Regions from separate parts of the Homo sapiens genome. Here region 2 is linked to region 1. A link is a contact called in ENCODE Hi-C or POLR2A ChIA-PET data. All regions are on one chromosome and are shown on one strand. The core of a region is the stretch at or near the end of the contact, and the rest is flanking DNA. Distances in the headings are between cores, read along the strand shown. Region 1 has its middle 210 kb from the start of SLC24A2. Region 2 has its middle 280 kb from the start of SLC24A2.

Region 1 (3,971 bases), core at 775-3,274:
CTCCCTCCTATCCTCAGCCCACTCATTGCTGGATCTAAGAGGACAGGATGTGTGGCGCAGCAGGGACAATGCAGGCTCTGCCATCAGAAACGAAGTGCTGATCCTCCAGGCTTTAACTTTCTCCTTTGTGGCCCACAAAATGCAACTGCCACGTTTGCATTTGATTGTTTATTTTTAAAGTGAGGGTGGGCCCATTAGAGCAATGGATGGGGAGAGAAAGGGCCTCAAAACGTGATCTTTGCTCTTGGATACCAAGATAATATTCATCTTACTATCCATTAGGGTCAGATGACCCTTCTAAGCTTAAAAAGCAATAATTCCAAGTTATGCTTCCTGCCTCCTTCCGTCCTCCACACCCTCTCATACATAACTTTTCTGTCTCAACAGTGATCCTGTTTTTCCCATGAAAGTTTTCTCTGTGTATAGAGGAGGAACAGTCTCACATTTTACTGTTAACTTAGTCTCTAGGGCATGTATATTTCCTGTCTTTATGCTTAAGGCAAAACTGGGGTCCATTCTTTAGTTCAAAATCAGAGCCTTAAAATTATATAACACTGACACATAAGAAACTCCAGTGCAAAAAAATGTGGCAGATATGGAGACTGCGGGAGAAGAGATCCATGTGTCGTGAGTTCCTGATCTTCACTGAGCTCCTACAGCAGTTATTGTTTGTTGCCAGGTGGTCTATTCTCAGGGCCGTTTGTGTTCTGATGTTTCTCCCTTGTCCTCCAATGAGACTGGATAAACTTTTTGAAGATAGAGTTTATACCTATACAATGTTTATCAAGAACTGGCACAAAAGTCTCTGAAACTCCAGTTGAAGGTATGTTTTCACCCTCTGATGATTATAGGGCAGTCTGGATCCAACCTGCCTAGGTCAAATTCTGTCTCTGCTACTAACTAGCTGCATACTAGCTACTTGGGCAAGATTCCTCCAATTCCTTATCCATAAAATAGGGAACTGTTATGAGCAAAGTCCATGTAATATGCTTAGCACAGTTTCTGGCACCTAATGGTACTTCAAAAGGTGAAATAATAATGTTCATTAAGTGCCAACCATTTCCATACATACTAGTTTAAAATCTTTTAAAGTAGGAATTATTACCTCCATTTTACAGCTAGAAAAATAGTAAATCAGAGAAATGTGGTTTTTTAGTTGCAGATCGATCACAAAGTGAGCAGCAGCACAGGTCTGTGTAACCCCAAAGACTGAGACTCCAGCACAGGTCTGTGTAACCCCAAAGACTGCAGTCTCTGAACCTCTCCACACTGTCTTGAACATTCAGGCCATTAAGACCCTGAACTGGGGAACTCCTAGTCTAGCTCTTTAGTCACTTGGCAAAATTGCCACCAGTGACCCGGATGAAGAGGTTGAAAACAGGCCCCTTCTAGACTTTGATTCTCAGCCATGGGTGTTGACTGCTTTGTGCCTCCTGGGTCCCCCTGATGAAACTCTGTGACTCTGGCTCAGGATGACTGTAAGGCAGGACACAGGAGGTCAGCCCTGTAATTCCATAACTGCTCACTCACTGACTGCTTAGTGAGAAACCATGATGACAGCTGGGATCCTTTCCGTGATGAGTAATTACCCTGTCACACAAATCTATTTAGACCACATCCTTCTGGGGTACAACCACCAGTTGATTTAAAATGCAAACCTTTTGTAGCTCATTGCCATGAGGATGAAATATAGAGTTTACTCAGACTTTTCTTTGTTGGAGTATTTATTGTAAATCATTAGTTACTATGAGTTGCTACCCATACATCAAGCAATTCCTACCTAGCCCTGAGTGCTGAAAGAATTCTCTGTGCTTTTCTAGAAAAGGTACCATTTGTCCAAGAATATAATTACTGTATACTTTTTAAAAATCCCAAGCTCATATATTTGTGTAGAGAAACTCAGGCCCAAGGACACCCAATTAACTGGGAACACTCAGTGTGGTTTTCAATACAGGAACCACAAGTCTTCAGGGATGTTAATGAACATGGATAATAAATGCCTCACCTACTACTCAGGCTTCCAGCCAGGGAGGCGAAGGAGTGACAGGCAAAGCCGTGGCTCCCTGCTCCAAGTCTTGCACTAAACACTTTATATAGGTCTTTAATTCTCCCAATAGCCCCAGTGGGTAGGCATTAGCATCTTCATTTTACAGATGAACAAATTGGGGATCCCCATCTTACACCATGAAGCAGTGGAACCAAAACTCATACTGAAAATAATTGACTTTCCCAAGTCTCTCTGCTATATCACCACACACAAAGAGACTTGCAGCCCCAGCTAGCTTATTTCTGGCTTCTGCTGGTCTGATTCTTCTGTGGGTGGCTTTAGAACAAATAGGATGGCTGAGGTCCCCCATCATCAGGGCTGCCGTTGAACATGAAGGAGGAAAGCTGCTATGTATAGCAAGCATTTTTATCTTGCCACCAACAAAGATCAAGCACACAAAATCTGAATCCCCCCAGGGGTGGGAGAAGGAGTGAGTTTCTATTTCTCCCAGACCATTCTGTCCAGAGCACACAGCAATATGGGCAGACAATTAGTATGAACGGATTTGAGCAAAACAGCAAATCTGATTGATGCTGAAAGCACACCCATGTGGGAGCACACAAAGGGATGGAGAAGAGGGGTGGTCATAGGAAGCGGGGCCTGCTTAAAAATTCTAATCCTCATAAGCTTCTGAGGAAGCTGCTCTTTTCACTGGGCAGGTTTTTAATATTTATTGCTGGGGGCTGTTTTAATCCTAATGAAAATAGCATGTCCCTAGGAAAAGAAATGCTGGAGCTACAATGAATGAATGTGGCTCTGGCATTTAAAATGTCTCACAAGGCTCACAGAGGGTAGAGGTGACCCGGAAGTGAATCATTGACAGGCTTCAGGAAGTACTGCTGCCAGAAGGAAGTTGAGCTCAAAACAGGGTATGTGTGGGCGAGTTCAGGCTGAGTTAACCCCTGAATGGGTCTGAATGGAAGACCCATTTCTGAAGAGGGGCACACTCAGAGTTCATCTGCCAGAGTTTGAATCCTAGCCCTGCCATGTCTAAATCTCAATCTCCCATCTCTAAAATGGAGAAAATGATAATTACAGATTTTGTTGTTTCATTGTGAAGACCAATTGAGACAATGAATGTAAATTACTTACCACAGCTTCCGGCACAGAGTAAGTGCTAAATAGTGAGAGATGCATTATTATTAATATAATTTTTATTATTGTATGGCTTATCCTTAATAGTATTGGCTTTTTTCCCAAAAATATAAGGATGCCAGGTATGAACTAAGAGATAGTAACTAGGAGGGCCTATTGGAAAGAGCCAGAGAAAATTAATGCTGAATCTTCTATTGATAAAATTCTGATTCAAATCTGATTCAAACTGAGAAGGAAATAAGAGCTTCTCTTTTGCAGTGAGGGACACAGGCAAATTAACTATTTATCCAAATACAGTTTCATTGGCAAATAAAATGTGTTGCCTGAGTCCAACCATGTCATCAAGTAAGATCTCAACAGAGCTGAATCTGTGTGTAATTCTGAAGACTGGAGTTTGTCTTGCTCACTCCTAGCTGCTGTTGTACGCCTGTTTTTTCATGAGTGGAATCATTTCTAACCACTCAGTAAATTCTCTCTGTTTACCTCTCCCCTTCTATAATAGTGGATCTGTGACTGGGGTTTCCCTTTCTGTTGTTGGGTGAGTCTGACACTTGCTGAGAGTGTGCTGAATGATCCTGACCACCTCCTCTGATCTTCTTGGGCTCACAAATGGGGACCTCAGTTCCTCACTCCAAGGAATAGCTTAAGAATGTAAAAGGTATCATGACCTAAACTAATATGGTACGTCCACTTCCATATGAAAGTCAAAATCAAAGTTGTATCAAACTGTAAAGTAAACTTACTTTTTGAGGTGACATAAAGCTTAAATGGGTACTGGAATTATCTTTATTCTAATTTCTCTCTTTCTCTTTCTCTTTCTTTCTGTGCC
Region 2 (4,492 bases), core at 1,349-3,848, 67 kb before region 1:
TCAGAATAAACATGAAAAATTGAAACCAGAAAAATGAGTAGGGCCATGAGAAGATGAACAGGCTGACAGCAGGATCAGTTCATTTTCAAAACTTGTCCATATTAGTATGAGAAAGAGCATGGCCATTGCTACCTCCTTTCAGCCCTAATTTGGGCAGACAGTTGAAACAAATCCCCTATATTTTAGGGTCATGACACTTCCACGGAGACATCATCCAGCACCCCCAAGCAAGAGCAACTCCCAGGGAATACCACTGAATCACTTTATTTCCAATTTATGGCAATATAAGCATCCCCAAAACATTTATTGAGAGACTTAGCTTGAATGTTACCAGTTGTTCAGGAGGCAAGAGTTTTAGAGTTTTGTTTAAGGCGGGGTTTTCAGTGTGGAGGCTTGATTAGGATTGGGTAACAATCATAATATGTTAGGATCTGTGAACCCAACAAGGCAGATTTAGAGCCAAGAGGTTCAAAGAGGTACAATAATTGGGTGAAAATTGTAGTCAGAATGGCTATTATTAAAAAGTCAAGAAGGCTAGGTGCGGTGGCTCACACCTGTAATTCCGGCACTTTGGGAGGCCAAGGCAGGTGGATTACGAGGTCAGGAGTTCACAACCAGCCTGGCCAAGATGGTGAAACCCCGTCTCTACTAAAAATACAGAAAATTATCCAGGCGTGGTGTTGGGCGCCTGTAATCCCAGCTACTCAGGAGATGGAGGCAGATAATTGCTTGAACCCAGGAGGCGGAGGCTGCAGTGAGCCAAGATTGCACCACTGCACTCCAGCCTGGGTGACAGAGCGAGACTCCGTCTCCAAAAAAAAAAAAAAAAAAAAAAAGAGTCAAAAAATAACAGATGTTGGTGAGGTTGCAGAGAAAAAGGAATGCTTATGCACTGTTGGTGGGAATGTAAATTAGTTCAGCCACTGTGGAAAGCAGTTTGAAAATTTCTCAAAGAATTTAGAGCCACCATTTGACCCAGAAATCCCATTACTGGGTATATACCCAAAGGAAAATAGATAGTTACACCAAACAGACACATATGCTGATATATTCATTGCCACACTATTCACAATAGCAAAGACATGGAATCAACCTAGGTGCCCATCAGTGGTGGATTGGATAAAGAAAATGTGGTACATATACACTGTGGAGTTCTACGCAGCCATAAAAAGGAATGTAATGATGTCCTTTGCAGCAACATGGATAAAGCTGGAGGCCATAAACCTGACCGAATTAATGCAGGAACAGAAAACAAAATACTGCATGTTCTCACTTACAAGTGGGAGCTAAACATTGAGTACACCTGGACACAAACATGGGAACAATAGATACTGTGGACTACTAGATGGGAGAAGGAGAGAGAGTGTGAGTAGAAAACCTACCTATTGGGTACTGTGCTCCTTACCTGGGAGCATACCCATGTAAGAAACCTGCACATGTACACCCTGTATCTAAAATAAAAGTTGAAAAAAATTTAAAAATCAGACATAGAATTAAAATAACACAGGAGGATATGGTCACCACAGAATATGAAGACCAAGTCTTCTTATCGTCCTAAGGGCCTTACTTTATTTTAGCCCCATCCTGTCACTAGTGTTTGATGCAAGCATCCTGGGACATCATGAAGAGTTCAAATTATGTTTAAAATATCATGTAATAGTTCTCTGAAACCCTTTTTTGGAAGTTTAATGGAATGCATTATAACTAAGTAAACACTGTTTAAGAAGGCAAAGAAATGAATAATATATTTGACAAAGATTTTAAAACCTGTTAAAATCTAAAATAACATCTGTTTAATAAAAAGAAACCTTTGATATATAAAAAATACCATCTAGAACAAATTGTTTCCTGAGACTTCAAAACTGTAAACATTTTCCTGTTATCACTTTTATTATTGATATGTTTCAGGTGAGTGTGTTAAATGGGTTGGAATTATGTGAATGATTTCCTTAATGTCTTCTTTTCCTTGCATGTGGGGACCTAGATCACTCCAAACAATTAGCCTTTGAGGTCAATTCAACAGAAACAAGTCATTACCTGTTGCTTTTAATAAGAGTTTAACAAGCTTTTAGAAATCTGGGGACTCAGAAACAGTGCTTAAGTCATTTTGCTGAGGGGAGGTAGTGAGTGAGTGTGGGCTATTTTTATTTCCAAAACTATATTTCTTTACAAAGGATTCACTCCTAGTAGCCCTTTTTAAGCTGGGCAACTTCCCTGAACTAAAATACCATTTAATTAATACCCATGTTCCATAAATTTTTTATGCTTCCATTGTGCAAAGAAAGATAAATATGTCATAAAGCTGGGCTGTGCAGATGGACAGAATTCTCTTAAAGTAGGTCCTTAAAAAGTGGAATATGGATATAGACACAGAGTGAGACAGTCAAGTGTCAAAAGAAATCTGTCGGCTTTTTAGCAGTTGAATAATTCAGAAGATGTGCATTAAGCCAACTTCTTAATTTCCCGTTTCCCCCCTTTCTAATTCTTTCCTTTTCATCCTGTGATCTTTCTTCTCTCTCCCTCAAAGCTATTTGTTGCAGAGATGCCCTGGAAAGCAGGTGGTCTTCCTTATATGACAGCATCTGCTGCTCAGAATGAGAGCCTGAAGATCTAAAGGCAAAGGAAATGAAACCGCAGTGCTATAAATGCCTTTTTAAAAATAGCCTTGTTTTTTATTATTTTTTGTTGAATCAACTGGAACATTTTTATTGTTCACAATAAAGCAAATTGTCTAAAGGCAATGATCCTCCTCCCTTTATATTTCTGATACTAGGGTTTGTTTTATTCCCAGTCATTTACTGGATCAGGTTTCTTCCCTAAGATCTTACAAATGATGTGGGTGGCTGCAAACCCTCTGAAGGTTTTCTAAAGCCATTTGTTAATAATATCCTCTCAGCATTGACTCCAGCCTTTATAGTTGTGATTGTTAGTGAAGCTTCAAGGGCACAGTGGTGTGTTTTTATCCTTCCAGCCCTTGGGGAGAAAAGAATTCCCGGGAGGACTTTTGGCTGGCTTATTATCATCCAGAAACAAGAAATCAGAAAGCCTAAGCTAAAAGGCTGAACATGTTTTTAAACTATCTAAACATGATTGGACAGTGTGGCATATGTAATAAAAAGGAACAGGGGTTCAGGGTTCATATGGACCTGAATTTAAATCCCATATCTGCTACTTACCAAATGTGTAACACTGGTCACTTAAGATTTTAAGCCTTAGATTCTTACCTGTATATAGGTATAATGTATAATATTAGCTATTTTACAGGCAAAAAAGATTTTTGAACCCCAGTTTCTTGTAGGTATAACAATGTAGGTTATAACAATGCCCATGTCACAGTGTTGCTGGAAGTATTAAATAAAAGTACCTAATAGTGCTTGTCATGTGGGCCCTTGAGAAACGTTAGCTTCCTGTGAGGGTCACCTCCCCTTTCTCTCTCCATTCCTCTGTCCAGTCCACATCAAAATCCACAGGCATTTACAGGATATTGGGACTGGCATTTTTACTCTGTCCTCTGCCTTTTATGGGGAAAGTCTGGATGAGATGGGAACCTGTCCCAGCCTGTTGTGCTGTTGCAGTGAACTTTGATTCACAAGTGAGACCCTTTGTCTTGTCTGGGAGACTGCTGGAAGCAGGGTCTATCTCAGACCCCACTCTTACGCAGAGAGGAAGTGGGGCCACTCGGTTTGGCAGAAGACATTTCCTCTTTGAACCCCTGCCCAATCTGTCCTTTTCTGGTTTTCCCCAGAGCTATGAAATGTGATAGTGAGCTGTAGGATTCGTTGTTTTAGGACCATGAAACAAATGTTTGGGGTTTGAGAATACAAACACATGTCTCCAGCAGCTCATCGGTTGGATACCAGTTCTGGAATCACACAGATTGCCAGTAATGAAGGTTGTTTGCTCACATTTTGTTCTCACTACTCACTTTCACCTGCCTGTCCCTCCTCTTCTCCTCTAGGCTGGTATCACTTCCCTGCCCCAGGGTGACTGGCAGGCACATCAACTGTCATTCCAGTGGGATTCTCACACTGGGCTCTTTGGATGCATTGAACAGTTCCATGAAACATGTCTTCATGGATTCATATGCATATTGTATGCCTTTTATTCTCTTTAATCTCCTGGCTCTTCCTGATTTCTGCTTTCAGCTTCAGCGGTGGGTGCTTGAGATGTCAGTTGGCCAAGAAAGGTAGCCCCCATCTAAATACCTAATGCAGTAAAGGACAATTATCAAATCCATCAGTTGTGATCCTGTTTACATTTCCAATGGGAAAGTCAGAGAAATAACTGATTTGAAGAGCATAATTAAGTGCTACAATAAAAGTAAGCACAGTAGCCTGTGTAAATAACAACCTCATCTAAATTTTTTTCTTGGCTTTTTTTTCCCTTAAAAATTTAAACAAAAAATGTACAGCTTTATTGGGCAATAATTTATTTACCGTAAATTATAATTCAATAATTTTAAGTAAATTTATAAAGATGTGCAAACCCCAAG

The links. A loop is a pair of places that touch in the nucleus more often than their neighbours do. ChIA-PET counts read pairs that join two places held with the same protein, here RNA polymerase II (POLR2A). Pooled maps may share reads with other maps.
Region 2: a loop to region 1 is called in a map of stomach, with 7 times the contacts of the local background. The contact joins two enhancer-like sites. A Hi-C loop is called at or near these places in 3 of 168 maps with a recorded cell type or tissue (endothelial cell of hepatic sinusoid, posterior vena cava and stomach), 2 of 37 single-sample maps with no recorded cell type and 1 of 50 pooled maps. POLR2A ChIA-PET finds 5 or more read pairs at or near these places in 2 of 52 experiments (activated CD8-positive, alpha-beta memory T cell and activated naive CD4-positive, alpha-beta T cell).

What each region holds. Positions count from the first base shown.
Region 1 is chr9:19,997,269-20,001,239 of GRCh38, reverse strand. It overlaps a transcript of SLC24A2 not described here. Among named protein-coding and RNA genes, the nearest start is that of SLC24A2, 210 kb to the right of the region's middle. RefSeq lists an enhancer at 741-1,940. Within about 2 kb of position 2,024, at least 4 of the 41 ENCODE cell types and tissues checked have a DNase peak (open chromatin) inside an H3K27ac peak, as active enhancers do.
Region 2 is chr9:20,064,402-20,068,893 of GRCh38, reverse strand. It overlaps a transcript of SLC24A2 not described here. Among named protein-coding and RNA genes, the nearest start is that of SLC24A2, 280 kb to the right of the region's middle. Within about 2 kb of position 2,598, at least 2 of the 41 ENCODE cell types and tissues checked have a DNase peak (open chromatin) inside an H3K27ac peak, as active enhancers do.